2 separate regions of the Homo sapiens genome follow, and region 1 is linked to region 2. Evidence: read pairs that join two places in POLR2A ChIA-PET (ENCODE). Cell type or tissue: GM12878. All regions are shown on one strand. Each heading gives the region's core, and the rest is flanking DNA. Links, peaks and the distances in the headings are about the cores only. Region 1 overlaps OR11G2 (olfactory receptor family 11 subfamily G member 2). Region 2 overlaps LOC124903279 (a long non-coding RNA gene).

Evidence for each region. ChIA-PET counts read pairs that join two places held together with the same protein. Peaks named below come from ENCODE experiments on the same cell type or tissue, not always from the same donor. Only the 100,000 strongest peaks of a DNase experiment are listed, where the experiment ranks them.
Region 1: POLR2A ChIA-PET joins it to region 2 with 6 read pairs; 2 of 35 experiments call an interaction of 5 or more read pairs at or near these places.

What each region holds. Positions count from the first base shown.
Region 1 is chr14:20,200,341-20,205,725 of GRCh38, forward strand. OR11G2 (olfactory receptor family 11 subfamily G member 2) reads left to right here. Exons shown (of 2, transcript NM_001386033.1): 2 at 1-735. Among named protein-coding and RNA genes, the nearest start is that of OR11G2, 12 kb to the left of the region's middle. In GM12878, for the core only: no CTCF peak of the experiment used is centred there; no DNase peak of the experiment used is centred there.
Region 2 is chr14:20,259,407-20,264,791 of GRCh38, forward strand. It overlaps LOC124903279 (a long non-coding RNA gene), which reads right to left. Exons shown (of 2, transcript XR_007064057.1): 1 at 2,207-5,385. Among named protein-coding and RNA genes, the nearest start is that of OR11H4, 23 kb to the left of the region's middle. In GM12878, for the core only: no CTCF peak of the experiment used is centred there; a DNase peak (open chromatin) is centred at 3,325.

The DNA.
Region 1 (5,385 bases), core at 77-5,076, 59 kb before region 2:
CCCAGTAAGAAAATGAGCAAAAGGATATAAACGAATAACATCCAGAAAAAGATTCTTAAACATGGAAAGGGCACTAACTAATTCATAAAAAGGTAAAAGTAGAATAAGCCTATAAATATATCTCACTTTTTATCTATTAAATTGACAAAGATCAAGAAGTTTGATTACACATTGCGTGTCTGAGGATTGTGAAATGGGTTCTCTCACACTTAGCTGGTGGGCGTATCAGCTTTACAAACTCTATATAGGGTGACAAGGCAACCTCTATCAAAATTTAGAAGACACATATCCTTTAAAACAGCACCTCAACTTTTAAGTTGTTTAACCTACAGATATTTTTACACATGTGGGAAATGTTTACTGCAGCATTGTTGTAATAGCAAAATATTGAGAAAAACATCAGTTCCCATTAATAGAAGACTAGTAAAATGAGCTATGGTGAGTTATACCATGGAATATTATGTCTTCAATTTATAAACTATGAAGCAGTTCCATATGCAATGATATATAATATGTCCAAGACACACTGTTAAATGAAAAAAGCAAAGTGAATAGCAGAGTGTATTGTAGCTGCCTTCCATGGAAATGTGTATATCTCCTGAAAGAGCTCCAAAAAACTGATAACAATGGTTGCTTCAGGCAAGAAGAATTTTGTGTCTAAGGAACAAGATAGTAAAGGAGACTTTTTTTTCATAACTCCTTTTGTGCGTTCAAATTCTTTATCATGTGCCTATATTATGCATTGAAAAAATAATAAAACATATTTTGTAAAATTTTTTTATTTCCATAGGTTATTGGGGAACAGGTGATGTTTGGTTATATGAGTAAGTTCTTTAAACAAAGAACAATTTTCAATTTTTTTTTTTTTTTTTTTTTTTTGAGATGGAGTTTAGCTCCTGTTGCCCAGGCTGGAGTGCAATGGCGCCATCTCGGCTCACTGCAACCTCCACCTCCCACGTTCAAATGATTCTCCTGTCTCAGCCTCCTGAGTAGCTGGGATTACAGGTGCCCGCCACTACGCCTGGCTAATTTTTGGTATTTTTAGTAGAGATGGAGATTCACCATGTTGGCCAGGCTGGTCTCGAACTTCTGACCTCAGGTGATCCACCCACCTCGGCCTCCCAAAGTGCTGGGATTACAGGCGTGAGCCACTGCACCCGGCCAACAAAGAACAATTTTCTAGGAGAACTTTCTGATCATTAGATTTGGAAAATCATTTTTTCCCGCAATTCTAGGGTTCCTTAGGAGCCTGTTTATTGATAGAAATGTTGAAGCGAGGTCTTCAGAGCCCCTTAACATAATTTCACTCAGATAGTTTCGTACTTTAGAAAAAACCTGAGATACAGCTTCCTCATCTTAGGGCTTGTGTAAATATACTGTTATAAAACTTTAACGAGTTTTATCACAGTTATATTTAGACATCATCTCCCTTATTTTTCAATTACTGATTTTTATTGCCCTTGTTCGGCACCTGCAATGTACCAAACATTGAGCCAGGAAATAAATTTGAGACAAAGGTATATAAGACACATTTTCTTCCCTCATAGGATTCACAGTCTTGTGATCGAGAAAATTGGAAGGTTTTCTTTTTGTTAAGTAGCAAAAGTTCAGTGAGAGGGGAAGGCCTAATTACAGTGGAAGCTCACGAGAAGCTGCATGTATGTAAGTATGGAACTTGTGTGAAAGAGGTTGTAAGCACAGCACAGGCATTGTCTTTTTGCAAGTGCACCTCAGGTTACAGAATAGAAGTGCTTCTAGAAATTATTTTACACCATCGTATAATCAACCACTGCTAGTGGTTACTACTAAGGTCCCAGAGACAAAGCAAGTATGACCATAAAATATAATATAGGCTGGGCGTGGTGGCTATGCCTATAATCCGAGCACTTTGGGAGGCCGAGGTGGGTGGATCACCTGAGATCAGGAGTTCGAGACTAGCCTGGCCAACATGGTGAAACCCTGTCTCTACTAAAAATACAAAAAAAAAAATAGCCGGGTGTGGTGACGTATGCCTGTAATCCCAGCTACTTGGGAAGCTGAGGCGGGAGAATCCCTTGAACCCGGGAGGTGGAGCTTCCAGTGATCTGAGATCATGCCATTGTGCTCCAGCCTGGGCAACAAGAGTGAAACTTCATCTCAAAAAATAACAATAATAATAGTAATAATATAAATTGAATACAAAAGAGAGATATTATTTAAAATGTTAAGTAAATATAGATTTTAGTAATAGAATGTTGAATTGCTTCGATCTACCATCTTGCTGTGATCAAATAAAAATACTAAATTTAAAAAAAAACTTAAAAACATTGACAATCTGAAGAGAGAATAGAAAATGGCTAAGTCATTTTTTTATGAAAGCCTGAGAGGTGAGCACTAAGGCCATTCATGCTCAGAGAGCACTTGACTGTAGTTCATATCCTTATGCTTCAGGACAATTCCTGGCTGAGGAGATAGAAATAGGAACCTGGTGCTGGTGGGGAGGGGGTGGTCACAAAAAGCTGGTGCTCTAATGGTCTTCATCCTCAGGTAAGGATGAACCAGAGCTAGACCTGATGCCACTCAGAAGGGAATCACTCATCCCTGGAAGTTTGTGGCCATGGTTTAGCTCTCGTTTGAATTTTCTTCAATTTCCCCATTACACTAGCAATCTCTTCATCTTTTTTTTTTTTTTTTTTTTTTAGTTCAAAGGTGTTAGGCTTTCTTTTTGTTGTTGTTGTTTGCAGTTTGGGGGTTTTTTTAGATAGTATCTCACCCTGTCACCCATGCTGGAATACAGTGGTATGATCACAGCTAATTGCAGCCTCAACCTCTTGGGCTCAAGCAATCCTCCCACCTTAGCCTCTCAAGTAGCTGGGACCACAGGCACATGCCACCATGCCTGGCTAATTTTTTTTTTTTTTTTTTTAGAAATTGGGTCTCTCTATGTTGCCCAGGCTGTAGGCTTTCTATTAAAGACTTTGCCATCCTCTTTTTCCTTTGTTTCATTTTATGAATGGACACAACTCAAAATTTTTAAGTAAAATATTTTAATCCTCCAGCCTACATGAAATGTTAAGTCACAAAACAGCCTTAATCATTTTGAAAGATTAAAATCGTACCTATCTTTCTCAAATCACAATGGAATAAAACCGTAAATCAACAGCAAAAAGAAATATCCACAAATATGTGGATATTCAACAACACAATCTAAACCAAGCGATGAGTCAGAGAAGTCACAAGGGAAATTATAAAGTATCTTGAGACAAATAAAAATGAAAACACAACATACCAAAATTTACAAGATGAAAAGAAAGCAGCACTAAGAGAGAAATTTATAGCTATAAAGGCTTACATTATAAAAGAAGAAAAATCTCAACTCAAAAACCTAACTTTATGCCATAAGAAACTAGAAAAAGAAGAACAAACTAAATTCAAAGCTAGCAAATGGTAGGAAATAATGAAGATTACAGCAGGGATAAATGAAGTGAAAATATAAAACTGTAGAGAAAATGAACAAAACCAAAAGTTTGTTATTCAAAAAGATAAACTAAGTGGACAAGACTTTAGCTAGATTAAGAAAAAAAGAAGACTCAACAAAAATTAGAAATTAAATGAGGACATTACAACTGATTTTCTAGAAATTAGTTTTTATAACTTTTCCTATGAACAAAAAGAAGTTATCTCGAATTCCACACAGACGTCTCATCATTGCCTTTCAAAACATTCTTCTTGCCTTTGCTCTGGGGTCCAATTTGCCCTAAACTACATGAAAACTGTGGATGGAAGAAAGGATGCTATGCCAAGGACTCTTGAGGGAGTCATAAACCAGCCCAAGGGAAGACTGAAGTCATCACAATAATCTCCAAGACAAAACTTTAATTGCACCCCTGAATCACAGTGACACATTTCTTCATTCACCTGCACCCTCTTTCTGAAATCTCTTCATGAGGTTCATATGCCACTGCTTTTGTGGCACTATTCTGCCACAAAAGTAATTCATATATAAAACTCACCTGTTGACCTTTCTCTGCTGGATGAGACAATTGGAAGGTCTGGGTGCCCGGAGGTGACTGAGGTCCTTTATGTAGCCCTTGATGAAAATAACCACCCTGTCAGTCGAGGCCTAAACCTCAAGGGCTGACCATAGGAGGAGTGTGCTTCTTTCCTCTGGCTATAACTGTTACCCAAAGAATTACCTGTAAGTGTTCCTTTTGAGCACTTCAGGAAAGGAGAAAAGGGAGTTTCAACAGTTACCTTTATATATCCTAGGATTCTCTGGGTCAGGCTCCAGGTTTTGAGTCCACATAAGGCAAAGAGATGTATCAATGAGAAGGCACAGGCTCGGTTTGTATTCCTAGGACTCTATCATGAAGGGTAAGTAACTTTTTCCCCTGTCTAGGATTCACTTGACTTCTTCTAAGACATCTACACATGGATGCTAGCTCCAGTGAAATGCCTTTATAATATGAACATATTTTTGCAAAATTTTGTGAGTTTCTAGACGTGTGATTTCATGCACCGCATCTCCAGTATAAGTGTTGTAATGAACTGTTGACATCTGTGCCCAGCTACCCAGATCCTCCTCAGCTGAACACTTCCTTAAACGTTCTTGCCTAATTATTTGCAAAGGAATGCCTCATTATTTGGAAATTTGATAAATTACATAATTTGGTATTAGAAGTCATGCTTAATAACTCACTTTCTACAATGCCTCTGATTAAATATAACTTATTCCCATTACTTTTATGCACATCCCAGGAAATGTAATGCCCTTCCTTTAATACTTTATCTTCTGCCTTTTGAATTATTAATACTACTGTGTTTTTATGTCTTCTTTATGTTAGACCGACCTGTATGTTTCTAAGTGCCAGAATATACAAGAAGGTCGAAAAAATGAATCTGACCAACTAAAAGGAGCTGCCCATAGCTTCACTATGAGATAATATGAACATGAAATATTCATATTTGAATGACATATGACTTTTTAATCTAGTCATTCAGGTTCACTTAAATTCATTGGACGGGTGCAGTGGCTCACGCCTATAATCTCCGCACTTTGAGGGGCCAAAGGTTTGTAGAGAAAGCTTCTCATCATGTTCCCTAGGCTAGAGACATGATGAGAACATGTCTCTACAAAACATTTAATAATTAGCCTGGCATGGTGGCATACGTCTATCATCCCAGCTACTGAGGTTAAGGCAGTAGGATCGCTTGAGCTTGGGAGGTCAAGGCTGCAATGAACTATGATCCCGCGACTGCACTCCAGCATGGGTGATAGAGTAAGGCCCTGTCTCAAAAATAAACAAATAAATAAATAAAAATTAAAAATTAATTTATTGTTTTTCATTTAGGTTTTTAAATGATTCTGCTAAAAAATTATCCTAGTAACTTTGTAATTATATTTAT
Region 2 (5,385 bases), core at 225-5,224:
TCTCATATTTTTTAGAATAAAATTTGCCATCATTCTGAGGTTTGACTTTGGCTGCTTACTTTTTCCTAGGGTCTTGAAAGATAATATTAAGAAAACTACCACACTGGTTATGTTCTAACAGTATAACTAGAAATCCAAAGAAGTGGTTTACTAAAAGGCTAGATTAACACAGTTTTATCCTCAATTATATATTTTTCTATAAAACAGGAAAGTATAAACATCAAATACATGAAAAAACTGCATTGAAAAATTAAATCTAAACACTCAAGAAGAATTAGGCACTGTATTCACTAATCTAAACAGAATTTAATCTTTCTTGCATTATATTTTCATGGGTTTAAATAAGAAAGCAATTATTTTCACTTTCCTACTTTGACATAATAACCCCACAAAACAGCCTGGCATAAAAGTACTGACTTGGTGGCAAGAGACCCAGACTTAAGCCTAGGCTTACCACTTACCAGCTGTATGACCTTATTCATCTTCAAACCCTTGTATGGCTATATCCAATACTAGAGAAGGTGTCCCATAAACACTTATGACTTTAGGAAGTAAAGTTTTCCTCTTTGCTTGCCTGTGCTACAGCAACAGGCAAATAAATAAAAGGAAGGATATAGTTCTCCCTCCCAATAGTTCAACCATCTGGCAGGGCAAACAGAAAATGACCACACCAGAAAAGGAGTACAAAGAGAAGCAAAACTGGAGAAAATGAAAAGGATAGGGGGCTTATCCCCTCACTGGGATTCCATATATCCTGGGAAGCATTGCTTTTTCCGTATCCACACTGGCCAACTATGTACTCTCCCATTCAGTGGGACCATGCTCTAAAATCCCATCACCCTGGATCTATTTCTATATTTATCTGCTGAGATTCTGGTGTAACCTCCTCTACAGCCATCCTGCCCTGAGCAAAGATAAACAGGACCATGAAGCTTTTTCTGTTTGTTTGTTTGTTTATCCTATCAATATAAATATGTAAATGCATGAAAAAAATGTGAGAATCTAATCTTATAAATCTAAAGTAAGCAGGTATAGAAAAATATGCGTTCAGAGAATTGTAATCAACAACAGAATAATGTTTATTCATTAAATATTTATTGTGTACTATAAATTGACACTACACTAGAATTAGGCACACATTTTAGAAAGATATATTTTCTATCTAGAAGACACCACAGTATCGTAGGAGATCTTTATAATTTACAAATCACTTATACATTACATAATAAAAATGTATACATACGATTGCTTTATCCAGAACACAGTTCCCAATAAACACTGATGAAACTATGTATAGACTGAGATTTCAGTGTCTTTCTTGGTTTTTTAAGCAAGTTTATCTATGGGCTAAAAAATACCCTATCATCCAGTAAAAAGGTTACAATTCAAACCTCAACAAGTGTTTTCCAACCGGACCTTAACTGTGGCCTGGCCAGAAAGTGTTAGTAATAAAGCACTCAAAGTCAAACCTACTGCATTGCTTGTCCAAGAACAGACTAAACTGCGTATCAAGAAAATTTCCTTTAATACTATCCATTTGTCAAAACAAAGGTTACAGGCCAGGCACAGTGGCTCACACTTATAATCACAGCACTTTGGGAGATTGAGGCAGGAGGATCACTTGAATCCAAGAGTTTGAGACCAGCCTGGTTAACATAGTAAGACCTCATCTCTACTAATAATTTTTTTTTTTTTTTTTGAGATGGAGTCTCGTTCTGCCACCCAGGCTGGAGTGCAGTGGTGCGATCTCGGCTCACTGCAAGCTCCGCCTCCCGGGTTCACGCCATTCTCCTGCCTCAGCCTCCCCAGTAGCTGGGACTACAGGTGCCCACCACCAAGCCCGGTTAATTTTTTTTTTGTATTTTAGTAGAGACGGGGTTTCACCGTGTTAGCCAGGATGGTCGCGATCTCCTGACCTCATGATCCGCCTGCCTCGGCCTCCCAAAGTGCTGGGATTACAGGTGTGAGCCACTGCACCCGGCCTCTACTAAGAATTTTTTTTAAATTAGCCAGGCTTGGTGGCTAATGTCCCAGCTATGTGGGAGACTGAGGTAGGAGGATTGCTTAAGACCACGAGTTTATGGGTGCAGTGAGCTATGATCATTCCACTGAACTCTAACCTGAATAACAGAGCGAGACCCTGTTCCCCCAACCCCCAAAAAAGAGGTTACACAAATATGCTTGGGTATGCCATAGATACACTTACCCTCTATTGTAGCTTTAGTATCATTCTAAAATTATTTTTAAATGTCCATTTTGAAAGGTAATCCATGGAGTAAGGAGTCAACCTGAAAAGGTACATACTCTGATTCCAATTTTATGACATTCTGAAAAAGGCAAAAGTATAGAAACAGTAAAAAGATAGTGGTTTCTAGCAAGGAAGCCCTGGGAGGCATAAGAAAAAAAAATTTTTAATTAAAAAATGAAAAAAGATAGTGGTTTCCAGGGGTGAGGGAGGAGGGGAGATAAGGACACACAGGTAGAACACATAGGATTGTACAGCAATGAAACGATTCTGTATGATAGTTTAATAAATACATGTCAGTATACATTTGTCAAAACCCATAAAATGTACAACACTAAGAGTGAACTCCAATATAAACCATGGACTTGGAGTGATAAGGATGTGTCAATGTAGGCTCATGAATTATAGGAAGTGTACCACTCTGGGATGGGACATTGATAATGGGGAAGGTTGGGCATAAGGTTGGTGAAGAGGTATATAGAAACCCTCTGTACTTTCTATTCAATATTGCTGTGAACCTGAAACTGCTTTAAAAGACAAAGCCTATTTTTAAAATAACTTTTTTAAATGTAACCCAATAATAATATTGGCCAAAGCTGCACAACTAGGTTTACTTTCCTCTGGGCAGTGACAAACAGAAGCAGACAAGGTAAGTTTTCCACAAGGCCTTTTGCTAATAGAGAAGCAGTATGTGGACCAATATGTTGAGGCTCACATTCCTCAAATGATATGCTCTTTCATCTTCTCTTTTCTCCTATCATTTGCCTCCCCCACTGTGGACACATGAAACAGATACCTAATCTTTTCCCCTCTCTGCCACCATGAATAAAAAGATTCAAGCTGAACACAATAGTTGGCAAAGTCTAGAAGATGCTGGCATTATTAAAACTGTCTCTGCAAAGGCAATGCCCAAAGGAACCCCATTCTCCCAGGCCTAATCCAAAGGCAAAGTTGTTTTAACAGATTAGAAAAGAAAGTTGAAGGAGCAGAGTCACAACAGAACCTAGGTCCCTGAGTGCCAGTTTCGGGCTCTCTGCAGCAGCTCTGCCATGGTTGATTAGCAGGAGTTGGAGTCCCCTGAGAGCCAATTAGAGGAGGAAGTCAGGGTGGGGGAGGGAGGAGTGATTCCATCAACTCCCCATTAAAAGTGAGTGGATCCCACAGCACAGAGAGACAGTGACTCAAACTGTTGCATCAGCCAAAGTTCCAATACTAACTCCCTAAACGTGAGGAAGGGCAAAGGGAAGGAGGGAGGGAGGAAAGTGAGGTGTCTCACACTCTGGCAAGCTTCCACTTCCTATCTCAAGCGAATAGATCTCCTCATTAGCCATGAAGAAAACCCCAACACACTATGAGAGGAATTAGCCAGGGGGCTGCTGACACACAGCCAGGCTGCCAATTCAGAATCACTCTTGTCAAGTCAGATCCCATGTGACTCATTGTCTTTTGTGTAGAAAAGTAAAACTTTCATGACTACCCTCCCTCCATCTCAAACTTATAAAATAACTGATGATTTTCCAAACATGTTCACAAACACTACTTGATTGATTTCTACAAAATCACTGAGTTTTTCCAGGTTTGTGTAAGTATTTTCATCTAGGAATTTAAAGAAGTTAATAATGAAGTTCAAGAGATTTTCCTAAAATCACACAGGCAGTGTTATTTGTGTATTTTTAAGCAATATACCACTATGCTTATATAGATAGAATATCTCCGGAAGAAAACAATAAAATGGAGTCGTTACTCCAGTAAGGGAAGTAGAGGTCAGGCGTGAAAATGAAGTTTTTTCTCTGTATAGTTTTTAATAACTTTTCAATTTTACACCATTGTATATATAACTTCCTGAAATAAATGAAAAAGAAAGTTACAATTAGGGAGCAGAAAACTATAATCCAATTCTCTTTCCCGCTGTACAGCACCATCTCCTATGGGGGGGGCGGGTAAGGAGTAAGAACAGTTTTCCTTTTCCTGTATCTTCCCACATATGCCCTATTCCATCACCTCCCTATCCACTTATAGATGCAAAATTTTCTGTGAGCACTTTCCCATTGTTGCCTGCTCTATGCAAACCTGCCAGGAGCTGAGAGTGTGCTGAGAAAACCAACCAAGTCCTAGGAAAATTTAAAATGTGACTCTGATTTATACAGAGACTAATTCTAACAACATAATTTTCATTTGAAATTAAAAATAGCATTTTTGTCCAAATGTCTTCTGAGAATAGATAAACTAACACTTCAGCATAAAAGATCAAGATTAGAAAGAATGAAGGCAGTAAACTTGCCAGTAACAGGCACTGTGCTTCCCCAGTACTCAACAGGCTGATGGGTCACTGACAGACGAGGAGGAACAACCTGTCCTAGATATCATTAAAGGAGATTCTTGGCTTGATGGAGAGACAGGCTCCCACAAAAAGAAAAATGAGAGGATGTTATGGTCATGTATTACTAATAGTTTAGAGGAGAAAATTTGAAAATGTAAATGAAATGGATAAATTACTATAAAAATACAAAATATTAAAACTGACTCAAGAGAAAAATTGAATGATTCAAACCAATAAACATCAAAGAATTTAAATCAGTAGTTAACCTTTCTATTAACAAAATGTGCAGTACTGATGACTTTACAGGTAAATTCTACCAAAAAAAAAGAGAAGACAATTTCATATAAACTCTTCAAATAATCACACAGAGGAAACACTCTTTACTCATTGTATGAGGCAAGCTTACATTTGATACCAAAACCAAACTAGAATACACTAAGCAATAAAAACTAAACTAAAATCACTTGTCACCCACACACACATAAACCTAGTTAAATGAATACAGCAGTGTATAAGAATATATATAACCTAGGCCGGGTGCAGTGGCTCACGCCTGTAATTCCAGCACTTTGGGCAGCTGAGGAAGGTGAATCACTTGAGGTCAAGAGTTCAAGACCAGCCTGGGGCAACATGGCGTGAAACCCCATCTCTAGAAGAAACAAATAGATGCCATAAAAAATGATAAAGGGGATATCACCACCGATCCCACAGAAATACAAACTACCATCAGAGATTACTACAAACACTTCTACGCAAATAAACTAGAAAATCTAGAAGAAATGGATAAATTCCTCGACACATACACTCTCCCAAGACTAAA